Regions from separate parts of the Homo sapiens genome. Here region 2 is linked to region 1. Evidence: read pairs that join two places in POLR2A ChIA-PET (ENCODE). Cell type or tissue: endothelial cell of umbilical vein. All regions are shown on one strand. Each heading gives the region's core, and the rest is flanking DNA. Links, peaks and the distances in the headings are about the cores only. Region 1 has its middle 11 kb from the start of PHACTR2-AS1. Region 2 overlaps ZC2HC1B (zinc finger C2HC-type containing 1B).

Region 1 (4,389 bases), core at 152-4,151:
TTTAGAATCTAATTTTTCTACTATCTTATTTTCCTTCTGACTCACTCTCCTAGTGGCGTGTTTCCTAGGGTATTTTGTAATTTTGACTTCTGAACTCATGTTTAGTTGAGCAATGTATGGGAATTGCAGGAAACCTGGGCTGAGATTCTATTTCCAAAACGATTTGCTCTGAATTGTGCTGGGTGCCCCACAGTTCTCCAACTAGAACCACTTTCAATTATTAGTTTGGCTTGGCATTTACAGACCTAAACAGGTGGTATAAATTCTAGTGCCAAATCTATGTGAGGGTGTGGACTATGGTTATGAATTTTTATGAGAGTGATAGGTCTTTTTTTCTAGCTTTTCCTCATATTGACGGTACAGCCTTTTGTCCAGGGTTTATGTGACTCACTTAGGCATTAAGACCCAAGGCCTTCATGCCAATGCCCAGGATTCTGCCTTTTGCCATCCCCATGTATAACTGCAAAAAATAGACTGGGTTCATCTAAGTCTAGGCAAGGGCAGGATAACTTTCTTTCCTTTTTGAGGGGTGGGGAGGGGAACAGGGTTCTCACTCTGTCACCCAGGCTGGAGTGCAGTGGCGTGATCATGGCTCACTGCAGCCTCGACTTTCCCAGGCTCAGGTGATCCTCCTGCCTCACCCTCCTGACTAGCTGGGATTACAGGCACCCACCACCATGTCCAGCTAATGTTCGTATTTTTTGGTAGAGACAGGGTTTCATCATGTTGCCCAGCCTGGTCTCAAACTCCTGGACTTGAGTGATCCGTATTTGTCATGCAGCAATAGATAATTAATACACATATCCATTCATCCTTCCCGCCATTCCTCCTGTTTCAGTGGAAAAAGAGCTTCTTCTCCAGGCCACCGTCTGCAGAAAAGGTCCCTTCTCTCCTTCCCAGGTCTCACTGAGTAACCCCCAAACAAGCGCCCTCTCCGAGATCATGCCTGACTGGTGGGTTCCTTGTGCTCTTCCAGCACATCTGTCAGCTCACCTCCTTCCTTGTCTTGACCTCCCAAAGTGCTGGGATTACAGGCATGAACCACTGCGCCCGGTCAGGAGGATAACTTGATACAGTCATCTACATACCTCCCGGTCAATTACAGACATCTACAGAGTCTATGCCATAGTCAAAGGAGCAGAAACCAGGTAACCCTCATCCCCTGTCCACACGGAGACTTGAGAACAAGGGTAAAGTTCTAGAATATTGAGCCAAGCCCTGAGGTTGGCCTTGCCTTCAGTGTCTGCTTATCACTCTGGTGTCCAACTCCCTCTGGTTTTGGCCCTGAGGGATTTCCCACACTTTTCCAAAATGTTGGCTAGACATTTAAAGAATATATCTGTTTTTGAGCTCCTGATGTGTAGGTGTTCTGTAATGGAAGACTTTTATAGGATATCTGGTCTGCTGTGTTGCCAGAAATGGTCCCTTCTGTAATTTCAACACCTGGTGTCACTCTCTCTCCCACCCTAGAAGTTTTAGCACCCACCTCCCAGTTTACCTCCACCCTGGTTCCCTCAGCATTCTGGGTCACTTCATTTGTGTAGGTGACCCATCCAAAACCTAAGTCTCTTAATTATCTCACCTTCTTGTCTTCAGAGACATTTATCTTCACGTTCCTTCAGCCACCCACACTATGGAGGCCAGGACTAAGTGGCTCCCTTCTTTTATTTTTTATTGTTTTATTTTATTTTATTTTTTGAGACGGAGTCTTGCTCTGTCACCCAGGCTGGAGTACAGTGGCATGATCTCAGTTCACTGCAACCTCTGCCTCCCGGGTTCAAGCAATTCTCCTGCCTCAGCCTCCCAAGTAGCTGGGATTACAGGTGTGTGCCACCACGCCCAGCTAATTGTTTGTATTTTTTGTTTTGTTTTGTTTTGTTTTGTTTGAGACGGAGTCTCGCTCTGTCGCCCAGGCTGGAGTGCAGTGGCACGATCTCGGCTCACTGCAAGCCCCGCCTCCTGGGTTCACGCCATTCTCCTGCCTCAGCCTCCAGAGTAGCTGGGACTACAGGCGCCCGCCACCAAGCCGGGCTAATTTTTTGTATTTTTAGTAGAGACGGGGTTTCACCGTGTTGGCCAAGATGGTCTCGATTTCCTGACCTCGTGATCTGCCTGCCTTGGCCTCCCAAAGTGCTGGGATTACAGGAGTGAGCCACTGCGCCCGGCCCCAAGTTGACTCCCTTCTAAAGGGATGGGATATCACTTTTGAGACGAAGCTATAGAAAGATCATGACTCCCATCTTGCTATCCCTCTCTTGATTTTCTTTCTGGCTCATGCTGAGAGAAGACAGTGGTCATGTTGTGAGCTGCCCTATGGAGAGGCCCACGTGGCAAGAAACTGAGGGTGGCCTGCAAAACAACAGCCCATGGGGAACTAAGGTCCCCAGTCCCACAGCTCACAGAAAACAGAACCCTGCCAACAACTACGTGAGTCAGCTTGGACGCAGCTCCTCCCGGCAGAGCCAGGAGATGACTGCAGCCCTGGCGCATACCTTGATTGCAATCTGGGAGAGATCCTGAGCCAGAGGGCCCAGCTAAATGTGCCTGGATTCCTGACTCACAGAAACAATAAATGTATTTCCTAAGCAGCTACACTGTAGGGTAGTTTTTCATACAGCAATAGATAATGAATACACACCCACTCATTCTTCCCGCTGATCGTCTCGGTGCAGTGGAAAAGGGTCTTCTCCTCCAGGCCACCATCTGCAGAAGAGGCCCCTTCCGCTCACCTTCCCAGGTCTCACTGAGTGACCCCCAAAGAAGTGCCTTCTCTGAGATGGTGCCTTATTGGGGGGGTTCCTTGGGCTCTTTCATCACAGCTGTCCGCTCGCCTCTTTCCTTGTCTCTCTTATATATGAAAATCTACTTAAAAACTACACACATAATAGGGCAATTTGCTAAAATGGGCATTTTTGCTGGTTTGGGGGATGTTTTGTTGTTGTTGTTGTTTTGTTTTCTACTAAAGACTCATCCTCCCTGCAAAGCAAAATGTTTTCCTTCCTTCAACCAGGACCTCTCTTGGCCCATAAGTCTCCTTTATGCAAATTTTTTGACAATAAAAATAGTATTTTATTTCCCCCACACTTTCCCTCCTCCAACAACCCCCAGTACACCTTTCCCTTCTTGTTCACACAGCTATGTTACAATAAGAAAAAAATAAGTTTTGGAGCAGGTCACAGTGGCTCATGCCTGTAATCCCAGCACTTTGGGAGGCCAAGGTGGGGGGATCACTTGAGCCCAGGAGTTCAAGACCGTCCTGGGCAACATGGCAAAACCCTATCTCTACAAAAAACACAAAAATTAGCCAGGTGTGGTGGCATGCACCTGTAGTCCCAGCTACTCAAGAGGCTGAGGCAGGAGGATGGCTTGAACCCGGGAGACGGAGGTTGCAGTGAGCTGTGATCACGCCACTGCACTCCAGCCTGGGTGCCAGAACAAGATCCTGTCTCAACAACAAAAAAAAAAGTTTTGGGGGCAGGATTATGAGGGTAGAGGGGATATGGGTAAAAACACAAATCACAATAGGCATTTTTGAAAATACGTTATTCCACTTGGTCATCGTCTTCTCCCTCATCTTTGAGCTGCTTTCACTTCTGACTCCTTTCTTCTTCACCAAGGTCTTCTTCATCTTCTTCATCATCTACCTCTCCATTGTTATAATCGTCTTCATCCTCCTCTTCTGCACTCATGTCCTCCTCTTCTCCTTCCTCCTCCTCCTCCTCCTCATCCTCTCCTCATTGTCCAGGCCCTCCACGTAGCCCTCAGCATCCAAGTCAACAGCAAATTTTTTTAAAAGGTCCTTTTCCTCCTTTTCTTGTTGGCAGGAGTGATTTTGTACCCAGCTTGGCAAGCAGGGTATGGGCTGCATTTCGGCCCCATTCTTCCCCACAGTCAATGCTCTTGAGCAGTGAACAACCTACACATCCTTCCATGGCTACCATGCTCAACCTTTCTTATGGGGAAAGCCTAATGCCACGTATCTATTCTCTTGACTTCTGGCCTCCCCTGCCTCCCTGAGGAAAGTTAAGGGCCAAGAAGAGTTGAATCAAACTAGATCATCCTAGAAGGGGAAACATGGAGGATGAGGCATTGCACTGACAAAGGGGAACTGCTAAATCTGGCTATGACTTCCCCATCCTGGACCGTGAGGATGGAGGTCTGGGGACCCCTCTCCAGCTCTCATGGAGCCCTGCACTTGACTGCAATGGTTCCTTTGTGAAGGAACAACAGTAAATGAAGCTCCTTCCCTCTTTGCATTTGGACTATGGCTGATTTAATCCATGAGAGGGAAAGGGAGGGGCCTAGTAAGCAAGTTGACTGTGGAATTCTCACAGGTGTTGGCAAACGAACGGGGGATAGAGTGTCTTGGACCAGATTTAGACAAATCTA
Region 2 (4,389 bases), core at 248-4,247, 330 kb before region 1:
CAGACCAGTGACACTATGAAGCAAACACAGAAAGAAGTCTACAAAATAACTAACTAGCATCATGATGACAGGATCTAATTCACACATAACAATACTAACCTTAAATTTAAATGGGCTAAATGCCCCAATTAAAAGATATAGAGCAGCAAACTGGATAAAGAACCAGGACCCATCAATATGCTGTCTTCAAGAGACCCATCTTACTTGCAAAGACATACATAGGCTCAAAATAAAGGGATGAAGGAAAATTTACCAAGCAAATGGAAAATATTGAAAAAAGCAGGGGTTGCAATCCTAGTTTCTGACAAAACAGGCTTTAAACCAACAAAGGGCTGGGCGCAGTGGCTCATGCCTGTAATCCTAGCACTTTGGGAGGCCGAGGCAGGTGAATAACCTGAGATTAGGAGTTTGAGACTACCCTGGCCAACATGGTTAAACCCCATCTCCACAAAAAGTACAAAAACCAGCTGGGCATGGTGGTGGGTGCCCGTAATCTCAGCTACTCGGGAAGCTGAGGCAGGAGAATCACTTGAACCAGGAGGTGGAGGTTGCAATGAGCCAAGATCGTGCCACTGCACTCCAGCCTGGGAGACAGAGCAAGACTCCATCTCAAAAATAAACAAACAAATAAACTAAAAAAGATCAAAAAAGACAAAAGAAGGGCATTACATAAAGGTAAAGGGTTCAATTCAACAAGAAGAGCTTACTATCCTAAATATATATGCACCCAATACAGGAGCATGTAGATTCATAAAGCAAGTTCTTAGAGGCTTTCAGAGACTTAGACTTGCAAATAGTAATAGTGGGAGACTTTAACACCACACCAACACTATTAGACAGATCATCAAGACAGAAAATTAACAAAGATATTCGGGACTTGAACTCAGCTCTGGATCAAGTGGGCCTGATAGATATCTAAAGAACTCTCCACCCCAAAACAACAGAATATACATTCTTCTCATTGCCACATGGCACTTAACTCTAAAATTGATCACATAATCAGAAGTAAAACACTCCTCAACAAAAGCAAAAGAGCTGAAATCATAACAACCAGTCTGTCAGACCACAGCACAATCAAATTAGAACTCAAGAGTAAGAAATTCACTCAAAAACACACATCACATGGAAACTGAACAACTCAAGATTAAGAAATTCATTCAAAACCACATCACTACATGGAAACTGAACACTACATGGAACCTGCTCCTGAATGACTTGTGGGCAAATAATGAAATCAAGGCCGAAATCAAGTTCTTTGAAATTAATGAGAACAAAGATACAGTGTACCAGAATCTCTGGGATGCAGCTAAAGCAGTGTTAAGAGGAAAATTTACAGCACTAAATGCCCACATCGAAAAGCTAGAAAGAGCTCAAATTGACAACTTAACTACTAAAAGAGCTACAGAACCAAGAGCAAATAAACCCAAAGCTAGTAGAAGACAAGAAATAATCAAGATCAGAGCTAAACTGAAGAAGGTAAAAACAAACAAAACAAAACCCTTCAAAAAATCAATGAATCCAATAACTGCTTTTTTAAGATTAATAAGACAGATAGACTGCTAGCTAGACTAGTAAAGAAGAAAAGAGAGAAGATTTATATAAACACAATCGGAAATGATAAGGGGGATATCACCACTGACCCCACAGAGATACAAACAACCATCAGAGAATACTATAAACAACCCTATGCACATACACTAGAAATTCTAGAAGAAATGGATAAATTCCTGGACACATACATCCTCCCAAGACTGAACAGGGAAGAAACAGAATGCCTGAATAGACCAATAACAAGTTCTGAAATTGAGGCAGAAATAAATAGCCTACCAGCCGGGAAAAAAAAAAAAAAAAAGCCCAGGACCAGAGAGATTCACAGATGAATTCAACTAAAGGTACAAAGAAGAGCTGGTACTATTTCTACTGAAACTATTCCAAAAAATTGAAAAGGAGGGGGAATCTTCCCTAACTTATTTTTTTTTCTTTTTTGAGATGGAGTCTAGCTCTGTCACCCAGGCTGGAGTGCAGTGGGTCAATCTCAGCTCACTGCAACCTCTGCCTCCCAGGTTCATGTGACTCTCATGCCTCAGCCTCCTGAGTAGCTGGGATTACAGGAGCCCACCACCAAAACCTGTCAGAGATACACAACCAACAACAAAAACTTCAGGCCAATACCCTTGATGAACATCAATGCAAAAATCCTCAACAAAATACTGGCAAACCAAATCCAGCAGCACATCAAAAAGCTTATCCACTACAATTCAGTAGGCTTCATCCCTGAGATGCAAGGTTGGTTCAATGTACACAAATCAATAAATGTGATACATTACATAAACAGATCTAAAGATATGAATTTCTTAATGGATACAGAAAGGACCTTCAATAAATTTCAACATCCCTTTATGTTAAAAACGCTCAATAAACTAGGTATTAAAGGAACACACTTCAAAATAATAAGTGTCACATATGACAAACCCACAGCCAATATCATACTGATTCGGCAAAAGCTGGAAGATTTCCCCTTGAAAACTGGCACAAGACAAAGAGGCCCTCTCTCACCACTCCTATTGAACATAGTACTGGAAGTTCTGTCCAGGGCAATCAGGCAAAACAAAGAAAGAAAGAAGATTCCAACAGGAAGAGAGGAAGTCAAACTATCTTTGTTTGCAGATGACAGGATCCTATATCTAGAAAACCCCATTGTCTCAGGCCAAAAGCTTCTTAAGTTGGTAAGCAACTTCAGCAAAGTCTCAAAATACAAAATCAATGTGCAAAAATTGCTAGCATTCCTATACACAAACAACAGGCAAGCTGAGAGCCAAATCATGAGTGAACCTCCATTCACAATTGTCACAGAAAGAATAAAATGCCCAGGAATACAGCTAACAAGGAAAGTGAAGAATCTCTTCAAAGAGAACTATAAACCACTGCTCAAAGAAATCAGAGATGACACAAACAAATGGAAAAATATACCATGCTCATGAATAGGAAGAATCAATATCATGAAAATTGACATACTGCTCAAAGCAATTTACAGATTCAATGCAATTTCCATTAAACTACCATTGACATTCTTCACAGAATTAGAAAAAACTATTTTAAAATTCATATGAAATCAAAACAGAGCCCAAATAGTCAAGACAATCCTAAGCAAAAAGAACAAAGCTGGAGCCATCACGCTACCCAACTTCAAACTACACTACAAGGCTACAGTAACCAAAACAGCATTACACTAGTACAAAAAGACTCAGAGACCAATGGAACAGAATAGAGAACCCAGAAATAAGATTGCACACCTAAAACCATCTGATCTTCAACAAACCTGACAAAAACAAGCAATGGGGAAAGAATTCTTTATTTAATAAATGGTGCTGGGATAACTGGCCAGCCATATGCAGAGAATTGAAACTGGATCCCTTCCTTACACCATCTGCAAAAATCAACTCAAGATGGATTAAGGACTTAAATGTAAAGCCCAAAAACTAGAAAAACCATAGAAGAAAATCTAGGCAATACCATTCAGAACATAGGCATGGGCAAAGATTTCATGATGAAGACACCAAAAGCAATTGCAACAAATGCAAAAATTGACAAATGGGATCTAGTTAAACTAAAGAACTTCTGTACAGCAAAAGAAACTACCAATAGAGTGAACACACAATTTACAGAATGGGAGAAAATGTTTGCAATCTATCCATCTGACAAAGGTCAAATATGTAGCATCTACAAGGAACTTATACAAATTTAAAAGATAAAAACAACTTCATTAAAATGTAGGCAAAGGACATGAACAGACACTTCTCAAAAGAAGACATACATGCAGCCAACAAACATATGAAAAGAGCTCAACATCACTGAACATTAGAGAAATGCAAATCAAAACCACAATGAGATACCATCTTACACCAATCAGAATAGCTATTATTAAAAAGTTAAAAAATAACAGATGCTGGCAAGGTTGTGGAGAAAAAGGAACACTGTACACTGTTGGTGGAACTATAAATTAGTTTAACCATTGTGGAAGACAGTGTGGTGATTCCTCAAAGATCTAGAGGCAGAAATACCATTTGACCCAGCAATCCCATTACTGGGTATATACCCAAAGGAATATAAATTATTCTATTATAAAGATACATGCACATGTATTTTCATTGCAGCACTATTCACAATAGCAAAGACATGGAATCAACCTAAATGTCCATCAGTGATAGACTGGATAAAGAAAATGTGGTACATATACACCATGGAATACCATACAGCCATAAAAAGGAATGAGATGGTGTCCTTTGCAGGGACGTGGATGGAGCTGGAGGCCATTATCTTCCACAAACTAATGCAGGAACAGAAAACCAAATCCCACATGTTCTCACTTATAAGTGGGAGCTGGATGAT

Evidence for each region. ChIA-PET counts read pairs that join two places held together with the same protein. Peaks named below come from ENCODE experiments on the same cell type or tissue, not always from the same donor. Only the 100,000 strongest peaks of a DNase experiment are listed, where the experiment ranks them.
Region 2: POLR2A ChIA-PET joins it to region 1 with 5 read pairs; 2 of 35 experiments call an interaction of 5 or more read pairs at or near these places.

The regions. Positions count from the first base shown.
Region 1 is chr6:143,577,982-143,582,370 of GRCh38, reverse strand. It overlaps a transcript of PHACTR2 not described here. Among named protein-coding and RNA genes, the nearest start is that of PHACTR2-AS1, 11 kb to the right of the region's middle. In endothelial cell of umbilical vein, for the core only: no CTCF peak of the experiment used is centred there; a DNase peak (open chromatin) is centred at 2,500.
Region 2 is chr6:143,906,994-143,911,382 of GRCh38, reverse strand. The region is part of intron 6 of ZC2HC1B (zinc finger C2HC-type containing 1B); the gene reads right to left. Among named protein-coding and RNA genes, the nearest start is that of ZC2HC1B, 45 kb to the right of the region's middle. In endothelial cell of umbilical vein, for the core only: no CTCF peak of the experiment used is centred there; no DNase peak of the experiment used is centred there; H3K27me3 peaks cover 157 bases.